2 separate regions of the Homo sapiens genome follow, and region 2 is linked to region 1. A link is a loop called in an ENCODE intact Hi-C map of the cell type or tissue named here. Cell type or tissue: dorsolateral prefrontal cortex. All regions are shown on one strand.

Region 1 (5,000 bases):
AGGATAAACAAAAGGTTCTGTCCTTGTGAACTAAAATCTAGCTACAGAAGGGGTTTCAGTTGACATAACATTTAAGAAGCTTCAATATGAGAGGAATGCCGAGATGAAAAAGAGAACTGGGGATGTTTACAATGGGGAAGCCAGGATTTAGGAGCTGCGTGTATGGGAGGGCATATGTCATGTATAATCTGTATGATTCCAGGGCGTAGAAATACTTTACATAAGTGAGAGCTACAAGAAGACAGATTTGGGATGAACTTTCCAAGTATCTGTTCTGTCCAAAGAAGGCATAAGCTGAAGGTAGTGAGTTTCCTGTCACTGTATGATACGGTAGATGACCCTTTGCCTTACAGAAAGGATGCAAATATGTTAGAGTTCAAATTGCTGAGCTTTCAAATTTATTTCAACCCCAAGAATCTATGACATATGTGTAATTCAGTAAGTAGAAATAGATTTTGATCTTTAACAAATTGATATATTGCTCTGTGGTTTGCTCTCATATATAAACCAGGAATAAATATATTTATTCCCTGCTTAACCCACACAAAAGGTTTATAAATTATGCCTTCCACAGACCTCTTGATAATCCTAAGAGAGAAGCGCTAACACAATTGTAAAAATTATTACTGCCATAAGTGGCCTTGAGTTAGGAACAAATTAATATGCGTTTTTAATATCTTTTTGTATTATTTCTCCACATTAATGACCGAACTTGTGTCAACAGCAGCCTAACAGAACCCTGGATTGATTTTCAATTTTCCTCTGAGCAGTGATTTGGCAAAGGCTAAATCATAGTTTGGGGAAATATAGAGTTTTCATCATTGTTATTATCCTGATATTATTACAATTTCAATTATTTGCTCTGTGGCTCAAAAGATAATGTTTTTACATTTCTGCTTTGGTATTTTTTTTTCCTATTATAGTTAATGTCTGATGTGATTCTCTTTTGATTAGATAAAATGATCTTTAATATTTCTACTTTAAAAAATGTATTGAGGGGTTTTGTGGCTTAATACACAGAACACAATCACGGTAGCACAATCAATTGATATAGTGGTTAAGTTCTGCTTATTAGGCCACAAATATTGTGTTAGAACACAATCACTATATTAACTGATGTCTTCCAAGTGACTTTCTTTATAGATAAATACTATATATTATATAGTTTAACCTTTGATTCCTTCATAGCATGTGGACATGCATAGAGGGACAGCCAATCCAGAGGCCTCTGGGCCAAGTCACACTTAACGGCAAAAGCATTTTTTTCTGAGTACATCAGGATAGAGGTAATGAGATATCAAAGGAAGAATTGTATAGAACAAAGGATGCCTTGATTTTTTAAAAAAGGGGCTTGATTGGTAACATCTAAGTTTAGGGAAAGCTTAAAGCCCTGTAAAAGCAAAGCTTGCTTTGTATTGTTTGTTCTGATGATTATTCAGGCTTCGGTTACGTTTTGGCTGGGGGCGGCCTGTATTCTGTATTTGAGCATCATCTGGAAGGAGCCACTGGTGACTTGTCTCATGTCTATCTTTCCCCTAGTCTTCTCTTGCCTCCTTTTTCTTTCTCAACTTGTCTGTGTCAGGACTGGGGAAGCCTTTCACTGTCTCATTTTCTTTCTTTTCTTTTCTTTTTTTTTTTTTTTTTGAGATGGAGTCTCGCTCTGTTGCCCAGGCTGGAGTGCAGTGGCGCAGTCTCGGCTCACTGCAACCTCCGCCTCCTGGGTTCACACCATTCTCCTGCCTCAGCCTCCCGAGTAGCTGAGACTACAGGTGCCTGCCACCACGCCTGGCTAATTTTTTGTATTTTTAGTAGAGACAGAGTTTCACCATGTTAGCCAGGATGGTCTCGATCTCCTGACCTCGTGATCCGCCCGCCTCGGCCTCCCAAAGTGCTGGGATTACAGGCGTGAGCCACCGCGCCCGGCCGACTGTCTCATTTTCATTCGTGAGCTCCATCAAGAATAATTTAGGGGTAATTTGAGTGGGCACAGTGGGTGATTATTAGTCCCTTTTCTATGAGACTGTGACACAATGGAATTTGGAAATGAGCAGGTTAGTCTCTGACCCATTCCAAGTAACCTCTTTGCCACAAATGTTGAGATAGCAAAGTTTTCATGGTTGTAATCTTAAATAAATTAGATGATTCAAAATCTTAGTTGTTTCAACTCTGAACATTTCCAATTCCATGACTGGAAGGAGAAAATGGGCTGAGAGGGGACTTATCTATTCCATAATGTCTGTCCAGTTGGTTCCCCAAACTCCCACGGGCAACAAACACAGCACTCTGAATACCTCCCAAGGGTCACAGGAACGGGGTCTCATGATTTCAGTGTTGATGTACCTCTGAAGGGGCTCTGTTCCTCCAAGACCATTCAGCCAGAGGATGTGCGCTGATATCCAGGGAATATTGCCTTGTGTGATACTGTGGAGGCATTCTTAGCTGCTTAAATTTCCTTTTCCACTAATAGTCATTTCATCTTTGACTCCAATGTTAGATGTGTGTGAAAATAATACAGCCACCAGTCAGCCTATTTTTTCTTTTTCAGCACCAATATAGTCATGTTCTTTGTTAAAACAAACAAACAAACAAGCAAATGGAAATTTTTTGAAGCATCCTTGACCTAGTAGCCTGTGAGGCATTAAAATATTTACAGTCTGAAAACCAGCTGTGAATCCAACATAAAATTTTCATTTTCATTAAAACACTTTATCACAGGGTGTCTTGTATCAGAACGAATCGAATATGGTCTATCTCCCTCACTGGGGTGTCATCTCCCAGAGTGCAAAGACCTTGTCTTGATACCCTTATGCCCTCCTAGCGCCTAGCACAGGTCCTATAACCATCCCTTACATATTTTTGAGTTACATTTAAACAAAAGTGAATTTCACTTGTTTACTAGTTCATCGGAACCCACATTTAGATTATATAATGAACATGCATTTTGGTTAATTTGCTGATTTCCCTTATTCTATGCATTTTAAAAAATAATGGAAACATAGGAAGTAAAATAGCCAATCATCCTCGTTTAAACAAAGCTGACTGAACACTCTGTACTGCCATCTAGTGGGGGGAAAGGCTCTGCGGCCATCTAGTGTATTCCCGTTTGGAGGAACACACTGCTTAGAACAATGTCAGATCGGATCGTAGTTGAGGGGATGGGAGCGGGACACAGTGGAGGATATGTGTTTTCCCCTGATTAGCCTCCAGCTGCCTAGGGTGGTTGCCTCTTTGCCCTTGGCATAAAAGCAGAGGAAGCCTTCTTTGTGGTTTTGTGAACAAGCACCTTATCATAAACTCTGAGCAGTGTTCTTGGCTGTGTTTCTGTTTGTGGGCTAGTAATTTAGGCTGTGGGATATTCCCATCAGAACAATGCAGCTTTTAGAGGAGAAAAGTCACGATGTTATTAGCATAAGTGCTACACATGCTCGAGGGCGCGCGCGCGCACACACACACACACACACACACACACACACACACACACTGCATCGTTTCACTTTCTTCCTAATTCTTGGTCCTGTCGTCTTCCTTAGCAGCCCTGCCGTAGCTGTACTGCACTGTGGCTCAAGATGCAGTGTCCTTAAATACAAAGCTGCATTTGGCCCTGCAGGAGGGGAGCCCGGGACTCCCTGGCTCAGCCTCTGATGATGACTGCTGGGGCTTTTCATCCAACTTGACTTTATTTATTCATAAGCAGGGCTGACAGTCAAAGTTCTGAGGCCCCTGAACCGGCCAGATCCCTCCTCCCTTTCGTTTACTTTTATTTCTTTGATTTTTTTTCTCCTCTCATCTCTGCCTTGTCAGTTCTCTGAAAAGAGCCCGTGAGCTCCTTGTGGCATCTTTTTCTTCCCCTAAACACACAGCAACACACACAAGCAGATATGCACAATTGAAGGCTCTGGCTTAGATCCCAGTTGGAAAACGGCTCTTGAGGAAATCAGAGAAAAGCCACTTCAGTCACACACAGAGAGAATCCCAGGATACTGGCCTGACAGGTAGGCTGAGCCGACACTGGGCCATTTGGTGTGAGTTGAAGAATGAGGCAAATCTCCCAACCACGCATCCTATAATAGCTCCCCAGTTGGCTCTTGAAACTCCCATATAAATACAGAAAGATCATGATTTCCAAACAAGAAATTAGGACTCATGTCTGATGGGTTATCAGAAAAACGGGGTGGAGCTGTTTGGCCAAATCTGGGATGAATGATCACTCAGAGGTTTCATCTCTTATTCCAGCTGAGATCAAAGACAGAGGCTGCTAACTTAGAACACTATTGAGAAGAATTCTGGGGCCACATCTGGGTTTAGTAGGGGAAGAATGCAAGAATATATTAGGAAGAGCTGAGATAGTCATGCATGAACTAGTGAAAGCATCGCAATATTGGCTTTACATGCAAATGGCTTCTTAGAGGGCTAACAGTGAAATGCCATTAGCTGTTAACTTCCCGGCACAAATTAAATTATGACATTAGCTGCCCATCACAAGGCTCTAAGTGAATGGGTCACAGAATAGGGGAAGTTGTTTCTATGGCTTATTCTTTTTAAAATTGAAGTAAAATTCATATAACATAAAATTAACCATTTAAACCATTTTAAATTATACAATTCAGTGGCTTTTCATACATTCAGAAGACTGTGCAACCATCACCACTATCTAATTCCAGAATCATTTCATCACTCCAGAAAGAAATCCTGTACCCATTAAACAGTCACTCCCAATTCTCCCCTCCCCTCAGCCCTTGGCAACCACTGATTTCCTCTCTGTCTCTATGGATTTGCCTATTCTGGACATTGCCTATAAATTGAATCATATGTGTCTTTTTGTGTTTGGCTTTTTTTTTCACTGAGCACAATGTTTTCAAGGTTTACCTATGTTGTAGTATGTATCAGCACTTAATTCCTTTTTATGGCTGAATAATATTCCACTGTATGGATAGAATATATTTTGTTTATCCATTCATTGGTTGACGAACAACATTTGGGTTGTTTCTACCTTTTGGCTA
Region 2 (5,000 bases), 52 kb before region 1:
TAAGTCAGCCAGTCTATGATATTTTGTTATAGCAGCCTGAGCAGACTAAGATATATACCTTCTCTAAGCCTCAGTTTCCTCACCCATGAAAAAAATATAATATTTACCTTCAAGGGCTTATGTGGGGAGTAAATACAGGCAAAAAACAAACAAGCAAATAAACAAAAGTCAGAATGGTTCCTGGCACACAGTAAATACTCAACAAATCTGCTATGAGAGGTTAGGTGAAATTACTGTTAGGGACTAGAAATAGGGGGCAGGCTGAATATCCAGGAATTATAGTGAATGCAGGGTACCCTCTTTAGCATCAGAAATTCTGCAAAGGAGACTAAATCAATCTCCTTGGTCTCCATGGCATGGGGAGTAATCGGTAGTTTTTATTCCATACCCATCATTAATGATCCCTTCTTGAGTGCCATAGGACAGCTAAGAGACAAATGGATAAGACAGGGTCATCCATGAAGACGTTCTGTCTTAGTCCCTTTGTGTTGTTATAAAGGAATGCCTGAGGCTGGGTAATTTAGAAAGGAAAGAGGTCTATTTGGCTCACAGTTCCGTAGGCTGTACAAGAAGCATGGCACCAGCATCTGTATCTGGTGAGGGCCTCAGGAAGCTTCCACTCATGGTGGAAGGTTAAGGGGAACGAGAATCACATGGCAAAAGAGAGGGAGGAAGAAGTGAGAGAAGAAGGGAGGAGGTGCCAGGCTCTTTTTAACAACCAGCTCTTATGAGAACTAATAGAGTGAGAATTCATTCATTACCACAAGGATGGTACCAAGGCTTTCCTGAGGGATCCACCCCTATGACCCAAACACCTCCCACCAGGCCCTACCCCTAACACTAGTCATCAAATTTCGAGATTTGGAGGGGACAAATATCCAAACTATATTAGGTTGGTTGAAACTCCACCCATGGTGTCCAAGTCATTGACACTAGACTTGTCAGGCTACAGGCTGAAGAAACTCAGCCAAGCACAAAATTTTAATTAAAAATTAAAAATTTGAGCCCAATCACAGCTCCCATTGCCATCGCGTTTTACCGCCACAAGACCCAGATGCCTTTCGACTGTTAGAAGAACTGGACAGCTTACTTGATTGGGACAAATCAGGACAGCTTCTTTGACACTCTAAATTTATCTATGAGCTGGACCTCTGGACATGAGACCATGCCCCCAGTGTTCTGTTGCTCTTGATGGACTCAGACTTAACTGCCATGGTTTTCCCCCTGGAGAAATGGATTCGTCAGTAAAACAGCGGTGTGCATAAGTCACACAAAGACCTTTACAAGAACATTTGTAACAGCTCATTTTTTAAATTCTTTAAACATTTTTTTATTTTTAATTTTCGTGGGTAGATGTATATATTTGTGGAGTTCATGAGATATTTTGATACAGGCATACAATGCATAATAATCACATCAGGGTAAATGGGGTACCCATCACCTCAAGCATTTATCTTTTCTTTGTGTTACAAACAATCCAAGTTTGCTTTTAGTTATTTTAAAATGTACAGTAAATTATTGTTGACTATAGCTACCCTGCTGTGTTATCAATAGTAGGTCTTTCTCATTCTAACTGTATTTTGTACCCATTAAACATCCTCACTTCCCCTCCCCAAACCACTACCCTTCTCCACCTCTGGTAACCATCCTTCTACTCTCTGTCTCCACGAGTTCAATTGTTTTAATTTTTAGATCCCACAACTAAGTGAGAACATGCGATGTTTGTCTTTCTGTGCCTGGCTTATTTGACCTAGCATAATGACCTCCAGTTCCTCCCATGTTGTTGCAGATGACAGGATCTCATTCTTTTTGATGGCTGAATAGTACTCTGTTGTGTATATATGTACCACATTTTCTTTATCCATTTGTCTGTTGATTGATCAATAATAGGTCTAAACTGGGAACAACCCAAATGTTCTGGAATGGCTGAATAGATAAGCAATATCTGATATCTCCATACGACAGAATTCTACTCAGCAAGAAAAAGGAACAAAGTACAGATACTTTGTTTTGAGGATAAACCTCAAAAACATGCTAAGTGAAAGAAGCTAGATCCAAACGAGTACATACTGTATGATTCCATTTATGTGAAGTTCAAGAACAGGCAAAACTAATCCGTAGCACGAGAATCCAGAATTACTGTTACCTCTGTTGGAGATGAGAGGGGACACAGTATTGATTGGGAAGTTGCATGGAAGACATTTCTTGAGGAATGGAAATGTTCTATATCTTAATTATGTGTGTGTGCATGTGTGTATATATGTGTGTGTGTATATATATGTATATGTACGTGTGTGTGTATGAAAAATTCATCAGACTATATACTGAAGAAGTACACCTGTTATGGTGTCTAATTTATACCTCAATTAAAAGGAGAAGAAAAGAAAGAACAGGAGTAGGAAGTGGGAAATTAAGCCATCAATAAACCCAACAAAGCACAAAACAAGGCTAGCAGGATCTGCCATGCAGGCTTATCCTCTGCAGTGGGGAGACAGGCAGCTGTAGCGTGGCGCTCCTGTGAATGGAGCCAGTGTTCTGGGCTCAGAGGCCTTGCTTGGCCGCTTCCTGCTGGGGCCTGTTGCAGAGTTCACCCAAGGTTGGTGGGAGGTCGGCTTGACTTGATCTTGTGGCAGGATTGGCTCTAACAGGCCACAGGCTCCTCAGCCACCAGAAACGGTTATCAGACAGTCTTTCTGGGAAGACAGATAATTTTGTAAAAATTACAGGAGCTTTTGCCAACCGCATTTCGGCCTCTTAACTTTCTGGCAGCTGCTTCAGGAGCATCACAGAGCTGGCTGAAACAGTTTCCAGAGCACAACAGAGTGGGCATTAATCCCACAGATTTGCTGCCAAACAGGGAGGAAAAATGGCAACTTAAAAAAAGACAAAGAAATTAGTCGGAGGCTGAGATTGCTTTAATGAAGGGCCAGAATATCTCCCAAAACCACAGCTGAGTTCTGTATTGGGTGCAGTGTCCTATTCTCAGAGGACTTGGCTCTTCTGATTTTCTAAACCATAGATGAGGAAGAAATTATTGTGAACACAGCTCTCGATTTTTCTCCCCTCCCCTTTCCTCTATCCTGCCACATTCCTAGCTCCCACTAACACTGTTATGTTGCTTGGTTGCTCCGTCTACAGTGAGCTACATGTTCAATGAGCAGACATCATTTGTTCCCTTTCATTCAGCCTAGAGTTGTCCCTGCTTCTGTTTGATTCCTCCTGTTGGTCCTGATGGTGTGATGGCAAGTCGGATTTCTCTCTCCCTCTGTTTTTTCCTCCTTCTCTCCCATTTCATGCATTCAACATGTATTTTTCATGCATCTATCCATGAAAAGCTCTATTGTGGACATCTGTGTGGACAATTACTCTTAATAGAACAGTAAGCAAAAATTGTCCATATGCAACCTAAACAAAAATTACTTTATATATATCAGTCTTGCCCCCTCCTCCCTTTCTATGAATACGCGAAGGTGATATAAACTCTAGTTCCCCATACAAGTTGATATGGTTAGGCTGTGTCTCCACTCAAATTTCATCTTGAATTGTAGCTCCCATAATTTCCAAGTGTTGTGGGAGGGACCTGGTGGGAGATAATTGAATCATGGGGGCAGTTTCCCCCATACTGTTCTCATGGTAGTGAATAAATCTCATGAGATCTGATGATTTTATAAGGCGTTTCCCCTTTCATTTGGCTCTCATTCTCTTGTCTGCCACCATGTAAGACATGCCTTTTGCCTTCAGCCGTGATTGTGAGGCCTCTCCAGCCACGTGGAACTGTAAGTCCATTAAACCTCTTTTTCTTTATAAATTACCCAGTCTCAGGTATGTCTTTATCAGCAGAGTGAAAATGGACTAATAATACATAAGTCATGACTCTAAGAAGCAGCATACTATCAAATGGAAATCCAGGAAAAGCAAGCTGCAGATTTAAGACTGAAGCAAGTAAAACAAAACGAATGATCAATGTGAAAATCATTTTTTCCAGCTTTCATTGTTAGTTACCCAGTTTCTGAAATTTTTCTGAAACTTTGTGTTGTTGAGTTTTTTTTTAGTTCCTGGGACTTGAAAATAAATGTCAAAACTGGTTCAGACTTTTTTTTTCATATTTGGCCATTATGAAGGCATGCACAACAATTCTATCAGGTTTTATCTCAGTTTGAAAAAATAGTAATGTTGCTGCCTTAGATGAAGTCTGTCTCAATGTCAAGGCTAAGGCCTTGGTCAAGTCTTCATTGGCCAAACTGTCGCGGGTATGGCTGCTTTTTTCTCACCATGGAGAAATTCCCATGCTTCAAAAATGTCTTTATTTTTTTCGTAATAAAAGCAATACACCTGGATGATTTTCATTGTTTTCTTAGACCATGTTGACATTTTTATATAATAAACACATTAATATTATTAATATATAATAAACAAAAAATATTTTTTGGCTGGGTGCGGTGGCTCATGTCTGTAATCCCAGAACTTTGGGAGGTTGCAGCGGGAGGATCATGTGAGTCCAGAAGTACGAGACCAGACCAGTCAACAAAGCAATACCTTGTCTGTTCTCTTTCTCTCTCTCTCTCTATATATATATATATTTATATATATATTTTTATATATATTTATATATATTTACATATATTTATATATATATATTTTTATATATATTTATATATATTTATATATATATTTTATATATATTTATATATATATTTACATATATTTATATATATATTTTTATATATATTTATATATATTTATATATATATTGATATATATATTTATATATATTTATATATTTATATATATTTATATATATATTTATATATTTTTATATATATTTATATATTTATATATTTATTTATATATTTATATATATTTATATATATTTATATATATTTATATATATTTATATATTTATATATATTTATATATATTTATATATTTATATATTTATATATATTTATATATATTTACATATATGTACATATTTATATATATATTTATTAATATATATA

What was found. Hi-C counts contacts between places; a loop is a spot of excess contacts. Peaks named below come from ENCODE experiments on the same cell type or tissue, not always from the same donor. Only the 100,000 strongest peaks of a DNase experiment are listed, where the experiment ranks them.
Region 2: it touches region 1 in a loop (9-fold over the local background); 6 of 110 quality-filtered maps call a loop at or near these places.

What each region holds. Positions count from the first base shown.
Region 1 is chrX:45,184,027-45,189,026 of GRCh38, forward strand. The region is part of intron 2 of DIPK2B (divergent protein kinase domain 2B); the gene reads right to left. Among named protein-coding and RNA genes, the nearest start is that of DIPK2B, 14 kb to the right of the region's middle. In dorsolateral prefrontal cortex, CTCF peaks have their summits at 3,064 (motif pointing left) and 3,268; DNase peaks (open chromatin) are centred at 3,095 and 3,435; H3K4me3 peaks cover 1,789 bases; H3K27ac peaks cover 5,000 bases; H3K27me3 peaks cover 1,488 bases.
Region 2 is chrX:45,131,848-45,136,847 of GRCh38, forward strand. No RefSeq gene overlaps it. Among named protein-coding and RNA genes, the nearest start is that of DIPK2B, 67 kb to the right of the region's middle. In dorsolateral prefrontal cortex, no CTCF peak of the experiment used is centred here; a DNase peak (open chromatin) is centred at 2,544; H3K4me3 peaks cover 1,109 bases; H3K27ac peaks cover 2,605 bases.